Linked DNA regions of Mus musculus: region 2 is linked to region 1. The links are chromatin contacts, found by Hi-C or POLR2A ChIA-PET in ENCODE. All regions are on one chromosome and are shown on one strand. Each heading gives the region's core, a stretch centred on a gene start or an enhancer-like site at or near the end of the contact. The rest is flanking DNA. Distances are from core to core; before and after follow the strand shown. Region 1 holds the start of 2900093K20Rik (RIKEN cDNA 2900093K20 gene). Region 2 has its middle 6.6 kb from the start of Ttpal.

Region 1 (5,026 bases), core at 847-3,346:
AGCGTCAGGTGTTAGAATGTGGAGGTTAAGAACAGTAACAGTCAGGAGGGAGATGGAGCCAGATTGCGTCTTCCTTTCCAGGCACCTCTTGGGTATGAAGTCATAGTCTCAGAAAGTGCCTAACTTTATGGAGGTGTGTTAACACAAAAAAGCTCCTTTTACTTTTTAGTACTTAATGTTTAAAATATGCATTGGTCATGGTGTCTGTTCACAGCAATAAACACCTAAGATGACAACTATCTGTAGAATGTGTAAAATCACAGGAATATTATGTTTGAAGATAGTAGAGTTATTACTGTTACTAGCATCTGTTACAACTGTTGTTAGCCATCAGAGAATTACAACAGGATTATTTTTTCACTGTGGGCCAGTTACTGTACAGAGAATTTGAAGGTTTTATTCAGGACCCATCACAAGCTTTATGTTCAACAGCCCTACACAGGTGCTTCTTAGCTTAGGAAAGGGTCACATCCTATTCAGCACATCACAAGTGGAAGCATCCTTAGTCTAAAACACACTTAATACAACACAGGGCACTAGGAACATCAGCTTGCCCTTGTGATCCTGTGGCTGAATGGGAAGATGCAGCAGCCCCTTCTGCGGGCCAGCATCCCCAAACTTATCACAGGGTGTATTTTAGCTTGAAAAACAAACAAACAAAAAAAAAAACAAAAAAACCGGGGCTGGCAACATGGCTCAGCGGTTAAGAGCACTGACTGCTCTTCCAAAGGTCCTGAGTTCAAATCCCAGCAACCACATGGTGGCTCACACCATGTGAGAGGGTGAGATCTGACACCCTCTTCTGGTGCATCTGAAGACAGCTACAGTGTACTAATGAATAATAATAAATAAATCTTAAAAAAAATTCAAAATCTGATGAAGTTCCCATCGAATGCAAAAGGCTTTCCCATGATTGCATTATAGAGCAGGATCAGGAAAAACAAAAAACAAACAAACAAACAAAAATAAGCAAGCAAGCCAAAGCCAAGCCAGCTGTCTGGAGACGGGGCTGTCTGTCCAGTGAAGTGTAGATTCCATTCTCTGTGGGTTGACTCTAGTTAAGCTGGACATGGCTATCCTCTCTAGCATCCACTTCTAGAAGAGGCCAGCTTGGGTTCAGGGGAAAACCCACTCTAAGGTTTAGGTGCCAGAACCAACTCTATTGAGGAAAATCGTCTTTCCACACAAGGGTCTGAAGTGGAACTCCAGAGTGGCAGGCGATGGGGAAACGTTTAAAATAGAACAGGCCCTGACAATGGCGGTAGGGGGAGGTCTTTCATAGCTCACCCTTGCCATATGGGTAACTTGTCAGATCACTAAAAACCAGAGACTAGCCGGGCAGTGGTGGTGCACGCCTTTAATCCCAGCACTTGGGAGGCAGAGGCAGGCGGTTCGAGGCCAGCCTGGTCTACAGAGTGAGTTCAAGGACAGCCAGGGCTACACAGAGAAACCTTGTCTCGAAAAAACCAAACAACAAAAAACAAAAAAAGCCAGAGACTGGTAAATTGCTTAATACCTTCTTGCAGAATTTAATATGTACGTGCATTACCCTGTATTTCCCACTTGATGCTCCCAAACCATCCTTGGAAAAACAAAAGCAAAATGCCTTCGCTGAAACCGTTTAATTTCCAGACGTTCAATTATCAAGAGATACTTCAAAATGAAGGCACGGGAGCCCGAGGCAGGGGAATCAACGCGATTTTCAGGCTGGTCTAACAAATGAGATCCTGCTTTTTTTTTTTTTTTTAAAGCAAAAACCACAAAACCTAAATAATTTCCATTCCAATTCCGGGCAGCATCCACCGCCTGGGCCTCGTCCAATTAATACCTTCTTGGCTTCTCTGCGGACCCAAAGAGACGACCCACGGCGAGGGTTGTGGACCGAGTGCAAGCGCCCTTGGTTGCATGTAAGAAACTCCGCCAAGCATTCCCGGAGGCATCAGCTGGCGCAAATACTCCCGCAGCCCACCGAATCCCGTTGGCTTGGGGACTTCAAGAGGACAAGAAGGAAGCAGGCTATGCCAGGGGAGCGGCAGCGGCTCGATAGCTGCAAGGCAAGCCGCCGCCTCACGTGACAGCGAAGAGGAAGTAGGCACGCCCAAAAGCCTGCCGGGAGCGAACCCAAGCCAGGGGGCGGAGGGAGCGAAAAGAATAACAGGAAATGACTTAAGACGCACGTGCTTCGGAGAGGGGTTGGAGCTGGGGCTTCGAGAGGCCGGGCTACCGCCGTACGCCTGCGTAGTTGCGGCGGGCCGAGCTGCCGAGTCACCGAGGTGGGAGGAGCGTGAACGGTGGGCAGGGCGCGAGCCGAGGTTGCGCAGGCGCAGTACAACTCTAGAGGCGCGGGCCACCCTATCGGTGGGGTTTGGATCCGGGTCAGACAGACGCGGCGGACGCGGAGAGACGCTCGGAGCCGACGGGGCCGGATTCCCGGGAGCGCCCCAGCTGCGAGGAGGTGAGTGGCCGGACGGGACGAGGAGGGCCGGGGACGTCGTGTCCGCCAGGCCTCCCACCCGCGGGAGGCGGAGTCCGGCCCTCCCGTCTGGTCGCGGCGTTTCCCTGCGCCGACTGCCCGGCCCGGCCCTCGGCTGCCGCGGCCTGGAGTGCCAAGTTGCGCGGCCTTCGCTTCCCGCCTTCCTGCGTTCCCGCGGTGTCCGGGCCGCGCCGGCCACAGCTTCCCCTTTCGCTCTCCTTGCCGCCCTTTGCCCCTTCCCGCCTTTTCCCGCCCTGCGAGTCGCACTCCTCTCCGCTTGCGTCCTGCGGCTTCTGCGCCGCAGCTTCACTCCTGCCTCCTCTCGGAGTCCGTGGTTGGCCGGGGCGGACAGGGTAAAAGCCGAGACAGCTCCCCGCTTGGGTGTCCCCGGGTTCTGACCTTTTCCCAGCCGACTCCGCTTAACCGTGATAGGCAGAAAGGAACGAACGTGTCGCTTTGCCTGTAGTCCTGTGATTTTGAGGGGTTGAGTGGGTGTGCCCAGAGAGGTGTGGATGTGTTCTCGTCCTAGGGACAGATTGATTCTATCCGGGCCGTTCTGGATAGGGTTGGTTAGTTTGTTGTTGTTGTTTTTCCTTTTCGGGACTCTGTAACTTTGAGAGGTTTGGGGAGATTTCTCCGCTTTAACTTTGTGAGGACGCGTGCAGATCTCATTTTCGTGCTGCTGAAAATGAGAAGTTCGACCGGAAACTTAAGGAGAGCTTAGTTTAAAGCTTCAGAGGTGTAAGCAAGACACTGCACACGGTATTGGTGGAAAGAAACTGGGATGTGATTTGACTTAAAACCACGAAAAGTAACTTCTTATGGGCCTTTTGCAAGTCTGAGGTCTTTGGGCATTCTTTGGAAGTAAGAGCAGTGAAGGGGTAATAGGAGAATTTCCCACAATGTAATGTAAATGAAGATAGGCAATCCACTCACCTGTTGTATAAAGCTGTTGGGTTGATGCTTCCATAATGGAAAGCTAGGAACTGGGAGGAGCATAACAACCCATTTGTAATTGCAAGCATGCTCTGATCTAGCCCCCTAGGTTAAGCCTAGGATACTCTTGCTCTGGCTTAAAGTAATTGAAGAAAAACATGAGCAGTCACAGTGGTGGACGTTTGAAAACAAGTTAGGCGATACTTTATTCTCAGAGTTTTTGGTTTGCAGCCAGATTTTTATTTTGGGCTGTTGGGGTTTTTAATGATATATCTGGGAGTGTCTCAACAAGAATGCTAAGTTTGTATTAACATCTAGGGTGGTCACCTGCCATACTATTAAGTCAGCACTGTGTAATTAGAAGTTGTGAGGCTTAGCTGGGAGGCTTCCTAGCCAAGTGTGAGTCCTGGAGGGTAGGAGTGAGATGCCCTCCCTACTGAAATGGGGTTCCTGGGACCCCTGTATTCAGTTCAGCCTCTGTTGTGGCATCCAAGGTAGAACTAGGAATCCTAGAAGTACTTGTGAAAGGAGTGGATCTCTGCCTGTGATGTTTACCAGTGTCCATGTGGCTTGGAGTGTACTTAAATGTTGACTGATTGCCACACAAGTCAGATTGAGAGAACTACTATAAACCTCACTATTAATTTTTTTTACTTGTATTATGTGTATGAGAGTGTTTTATATGAAGGGCAGAGTGCAACTTGGGAAGTTGTTTCCTCCTGTTACTCAAGTTCTAGGAAACAAGCTCAGGTGCTCAGGCTTAGTAGCCATTCACCCTTACTCTTTGAGCCATCTTTTCAGTCCTTACAAATTCAGCTTTCATGGAGTTGTGGTAGCAAAAAGAAATTGTTTACAGCCTGTGATAGATCTTTGGAGATGTGGGAGCTCCAGACACACCAGAACTTAACCTCTGCTTAGTATATAGAATATTGTGTGTTTGGAGGACTCCTACTCCTGTGAAGAATTAGATGAGTGAAACTTAGTCATGTGGATGAGGTTTCCTTGTGTTTGACCTGGTTAAATAAACCACGTGGGCTTGTTGTCTTCTGATATTGAAGTGAAACCTAGCTAAATTCTTTTTTTTTTTTTTTTTTTCTCTTCAAGACAGGGTTTCTCTGTGTAGCCCTGGCTGTCCTGGAACTCACTCTGTAGACCAGGTTGGCCTGAACTCAGAAATCCGCCTGCCTCTGCCTCCCAAGTGCTGCGATTATAGCCGTGCGCCACCACGCCTTGCTGGCTAAGTTCTTTTGCCGGTGAACATACACACAAATGTCAAACATTGTGACATCTTGACCTTTGGAATATTAGAGGTCTCATAATAACACAGAAAACTCTTCTGAGAAATAAGCTGATCTAGAATCAGTACCCAAAGATCCATAGAGAGGCACTGATCTCTTTGAGAGTGCCTGGGGGTGGGGGGTGGGGTGGGGTGGCTAGGGGGTACCAGGTTAAGTTTAAAGGTAAAATATATCTTTGGCTTAAAAAGTATATATTGTTTTCTAGGTTTTTTTTTCCTTCTCTCACTTTTTGGATATTGGCGTGTTTATTCAAGATTTAGTATTTTGGTAATTTTAAGATTGGATTTGAGAATTTGTGTTGTCTGAGTTAATGATCCCT
Region 2 (5,026 bases), core at 1,556-4,055, 180 kb before region 1:
AGACTTGGCAATAAGCATCTCCACTGATCAAACTATCTTGCTGGACCCTCTATTTTTTTTTTATTTAATTGTCATTATTGTTGCTTTTGAGATATACTCATGTGTCGCAGACTATCTTGAACTAACATGTAGTTGAGGATGACCCCGCATTCCTGATTCTCCTATCATACCTCCAAGGTGGTTACAGTTATGACTGTTATGCTTGTCTTGACATTTTTAAAAAGATTTTTTTATTTTTATGTTCTGCCTGTGGGTGTTTTGCCTGCATGTATGCCCATGCAGCACCCTCAGAGGCCAGAAGGTGGCACTGGGTTTCCTGGAGCTGGAGATGTAGATGATTGACAGCTACCACGTGGGTGCTGGTAGATCCCAGGTCTTCTAGAAGAGCAGCAGGTGCTTTTCATTCTTGAGCCTTCTCTTTAAGCTCCAAATGTAACGTGAATTTCTGGATCCATTTTGGTTTTTTTTTTTTTTTTGGTTTTTCGAGACAGGGTTTCTCTGTGTAGCCCTGGCTGTCCTGGCACTCACTTTGTAGACCATCCCGAGTGCTGGGATTAAAGGTGTGCGCCACCACGCCCGGCTCCATTTTGGTTTTTTAAATCAAGTTTTTAAAAAGTTAAAGTCAAACTGCTTACCTCTCTAAGTACATGTGTACATTTGCACGCGAATGCGTGTGTGTGTGTGTGTGTGTGTGTTTGTGCGTGCATGCGTGTGTGCACTCAGGTGGTGTGGTTTCTGGTAGAAGTAGACACATAGTAGGCACTCACTAAATCAGTCCCCCTGACTCACCAGAAACACTTAGCTCTATGGTTGTGGAAACATTACCAGCATGGTTAGAAATAAATGCTCAGTGCTTCCCAGGGCCTACTGTCTGCCAGCCATGGGTCCCAGATCATCTAGGACAGTGGGCCCCTCACAATGCTCATATCTTTCATTTCCATTTTTACAAGGCTCAAAGAAACTACATGTGACCACAAGCAGCTGATAAAGTATTTTGGGGTTTTGTTTTGTTTTGTTGTTACTTGTTTTAAAACTTACATTCATTCATTCATTCATTCATTGTGTATCTGTGTGTGTGTGTGATATGTGTGTTCAAGTGGCATATGGTACACATGTAGAAGCCAGAGATAAACTTTTTAGCAAATGGGCTCTCTCTCTCTCTTCCTTGTACGTCCTGAGGATCAAACTCAGGCCACCAGACTTGGCTGCAAGCCCCTCCTCCGGCTGAGCAGCTAACTGTGTCACCAACTGTTCAAATGTCTCCCCTCTCTGAGCGTCTGTTAACTGAGGTTCTCAGGAAGAAGTGGGGCCTCCTTTATTAGCGCAATTGTTTGAGGAGCTGCAGATTGAACTAGGGCCTCTTGTACGCTGTGCCCACACTTTGTTAGGTTTGGCATTCAGTGAGTGCTATTTGCAGTAATAACTTCCCTTACTGGGCACCTGCCCCTATGGGTTCTCTTGGGGAGGGGAGCAGGCTGGAGCTCTGAGAGGCAGAGGAACCTGCCCGAGTTACAAAACAAGCAAATGGCCGTGAGGGGTTGGGCGCTAGAGTTGTGGGATGAGGAGGACTCACTCTAATTCTTGGGATTCTAAGGAACAAAACATCCCATGCGCTTCAACAATCTCTCTTGCTGGGGCTGACTTACTCTGAGGTCAACAGTTGCCCAATTAGTGGTTTGGAGCCCAGCTTGGCTGGAAAAATGTCCAAACCTGGGCTGGGGGAAGCCGGAGGCTTGGCAAGCACAAGAGAGATCTCTGACTTCAATCATAGGGTCGTGTGAAGCCTGTGACCCCCTGGCCTGGCATGCCTCAAGTGCCAGAGTCTTCTTTCTCTGCATGCCACCTTCTGCTCAAGAGCCCAGGCTCAGGCCCTAGAAGGAAGGATCCGGGTCTTTGAATGGGTTTGGCCGGGTAGATTTCCCAGAAGAGGTCAGAACCAGCTGTGTTTTTGTGGTCACACATTGATCTTCCTGAGTCAGCACGGCTGCTTGGAGGGACAGGATGTCCTGTCTGTTCCCAGGGGCTTTGGATCCTAGCCAGACTGAATATTTTCCAAAACATGTCCTGAAACGGAGATGCGGCAGGGATAGGAGATATCCCACCCCTTCTCCATCAATGCCAGCCCAGACACTCACCTCTCCTTCTAGTACAGCGCCTGGACCTAGTTCTGACCACACACCTGGCACTGTGCTATTCTCTCTGTACTCTACTAACTCAACAGAGCACAGTGGAACAGCCTCAGATCCGAATTCCATATGGCAGCTGGGCAAACAGACTCAGAGACAAGTGTCCATCATCTTGGCATTCAGAAGGCTGAGGCAGGAAGACCTCAAATTTGAAGCCAGCCTGAGCTATATAGGGAGTTACAAGGCCAGCTTGGGGTTACACTGTGACAGTGAAATCCTGTTGAAATGAGGGAAGAGAAAGGAAAAGGGGAAGGGAAAAATCAGAGAGATCAGGCGGCTTATAAATGGTCTCACAGAGAAGGAATTGCAGGGCTGTGCTGAGAGGTCTCTCGTGTCAGATCTGAGGATGCTCTGTAAATTCACCAGGTCGAACACACCATCACAACCAGCCCAATGAATACAGATGACTAGTTCCTGAAGAAACGTGAAAAGTGAGGTTCCGGAAGATGGAAGTGACTTGTACAAAGTTGGAGAAAGCTCCCCTGGGGTAGCCAGCAGGTTTTTTTTCAAGGGTACAGGGCCAAACTCTCCACTGCTGAGATCTGGTTATGAGCAACAGAAGCCCCTCCCCTTCCTACGATTCCTGTGTTTACCCAAGGGCTTCCTGGGGTGAGAGGAGGGAAGGGAGGGGAGAGCAGCCATCTCCTGGGGAGGACAGAAGCAGAGAGGAGCTGTTTGGAAAGCTTAAGTATGGGAGTTCAATGCTGGGACAGCTAGGGCTGAGAGGAATGGGCTGCTGCCTGACATTGGAAAGTGCCTGCATCTGTCAAGGTCAGCCCACCCTCAGGGACAGTGTACTTGCAGTTTCCCACATGCCAGCGTGGGCAGTGACTGCCTACAAGAAGGACACTGCTTGGCTCTGATAACTAAAAGATTCCTGGAGGGAGGGAGAAGGTAGACAGCAAGACACAGGATGGGACTAGACCAGACTGGCCTAGAACTCACTCACAGAAATCCTTGGTCTCCTGAGTGCTGAGACCAAAGGCATGTGCCACCACTGCCCAGCTTCAGAATACATTTTTTAAAAAAGGGATTTTAGGTGTGGGCTGGGAAGATGCCGCCATTGGCTAAGTGCTCACTATGCCAACATGAAGACCTGAGTTTGCATTTCCAGCACCTACATAGTACAATACAATACAAAATGAAACGAAACAAAACAAAAATCGAGGGTTGGAGAGAGAGTTCTACAATTAAGAGCACGTGTTGCTCATACAGAAGATACAGGTTCCCTTCCCACCACCTATGTGGAGCTCACAACTGTCTGTAACTCCAGTTTTAGCGGCTCTGATGTCCTCTCTGGGCCTCCATGGGCACAGTGCACAGACACTCATGCAAGCAAAACACCGATACAACAAACATAACAAACAAAAGCCAGGCGAGGTAGTGTGCAGCTGTAACCCTGTGCAGTGGAGGCAGAGACAGGGGGTTCCAAGGGCTTGGTGACTTTGAATTAAGCACTTTCTGACCCACTATGTTAACTACATAGGAGGTCCCCAAAGTTCATCATAGTAGGGAAAAGGAGAAGATAATGAAATAACATGCATTCTGCATGTCGCCTGAAACACTGAGGAAAAGCAGATACACACATCTCTGTGTGGTTGCCAAGAACTAACTGTAGTTATTACCATATGATTTGGTTTGGTTTTGGTTTTGAGACATGGTCTCATTACGGAACCCAGGCTGATCTTGGACTGTTAAGCCTCCTGCCTCCACTCCCCAAATGCTGGACTAGCAGATGTAAGCTACTGTGCTGATTGTTAAGGTGAAAGTATTTTGAAGGCCAGGTAATATCACCTTGACACTGTTGTGGCAGTGCCTAAAAAGCCAGATCACATTTGCCTTGGCACCTGAATCCAGAGCGGGTAGAATGGTTCCCGGCTGAGTTTTCTCTGACACCTTCTCGGAGAGTACCGTGGCAAGGCTGGGGTTGGACTTAGGACCCATCGGGTTAGTGTAGGTTTGATTTTTTTTTTTTTTTTAATGTAACCTTGCGACAAAAGAAAAGCAAAGAATTGCCCTTTGGAATCAAGATCTCAAGCTTGTAAATTGTTGTAGTCATTATGAAAATCAGTATGCAGGTTCCTCAAAATACTAAAAATAGATCTCCCACATCATCCAGCTACAGTGCTCCTGGATATCTATCCTGAGGAAGCTATGTCAGCATTCCAGAAAGCTATACAAGTTTATTGATGCCGGTGCACTATAGCCAAGATATGGAACTAGCCTGGGCACGCAGCAACAGATGAAGGGATAAAGGAAAGGTCGCATAAATATACCATGGAATTGTATTCCAATGTAAAGAATAATGAAAAGATAACCTTGACTTTCTGATCGCCTCTTGATTGCTGGAATCACAGGCATGTGCCACTGTGTCCCATTTTATGGGATACTGGAGATCAAAACCTGTGCTCCCTGCAGGCTAGGTGAGGACTGTACTAACTGAGCTACATCCTCAGCCCTGAGTTCCTCCAGGCAGCCCATGCTGTGATCCCTGCTCCAGGGAAGTTGGAGATAGGATCAGAGGGCCAAGGCCATCCTTAGCTACATGTCCAGTACAAGGACAGCCTGGGCTACAGGAAACTTTGTTTCAAAGAAATAAAAAACCCAAATGACAAAAAAGAGCTCCTTCCCCCAAAAGAATAAAATTAGGTCATTTGTAGAAAAATGGATGGAATTCGAGACCCTCACAGTAAGTGAAAAGACTGGGAAAGACAAAGAGCATACGCTTTTTTAAAATGTGGGATACACATTTAAATATAATTAGCATACTATATAGTGTGTATGGGACATGAAAGAAGAGAGAGGAAGGAGGAATGGGAGGGGCTAAAGAGATGGCTCAG

The links. A loop is a pair of places that touch in the nucleus more often than their neighbours do. ChIA-PET counts read pairs that join two places held with the same protein, here RNA polymerase II (POLR2A).
Region 2: a loop to region 1 is called in a map of regulatory T cell, with 2.1 times the contacts of the local background. The contact joins the enhancer-like site here to the promoter of 2900093K20Rik in region 1. A Hi-C loop is called at or near these places in 1 of 37 maps with a recorded cell type or tissue (regulatory T cell). POLR2A ChIA-PET finds 5 or more read pairs at or near these places in 1 of 5 experiments (embryonic stem cell).

The regions. Positions count from the first base shown.
Region 1 is chr2:163,416,841-163,421,866 of GRCm38, reverse strand. 2900093K20Rik (RIKEN cDNA 2900093K20 gene) reads right to left here and starts at 2,096. Exons shown (of 1, transcript NR_151490.1): 1 at 1,506-2,096. Oser1 (oxidative stress responsive serine rich 1) reads left to right here and starts at 2,397. Exons shown (of 4, transcript NM_025699.2): 1 at 2,397-2,455.
Region 2 is chr2:163,593,155-163,598,180 of GRCm38, reverse strand. No RefSeq gene overlaps it. Among named protein-coding and RNA genes, the nearest start is that of Ttpal, 6.6 kb to the left of the region's middle. Within about 2 kb of position 2,805, at least 1 of the 3 ENCODE cell types and tissues checked has a DNase peak (open chromatin) inside an H3K27ac peak, as active enhancers do.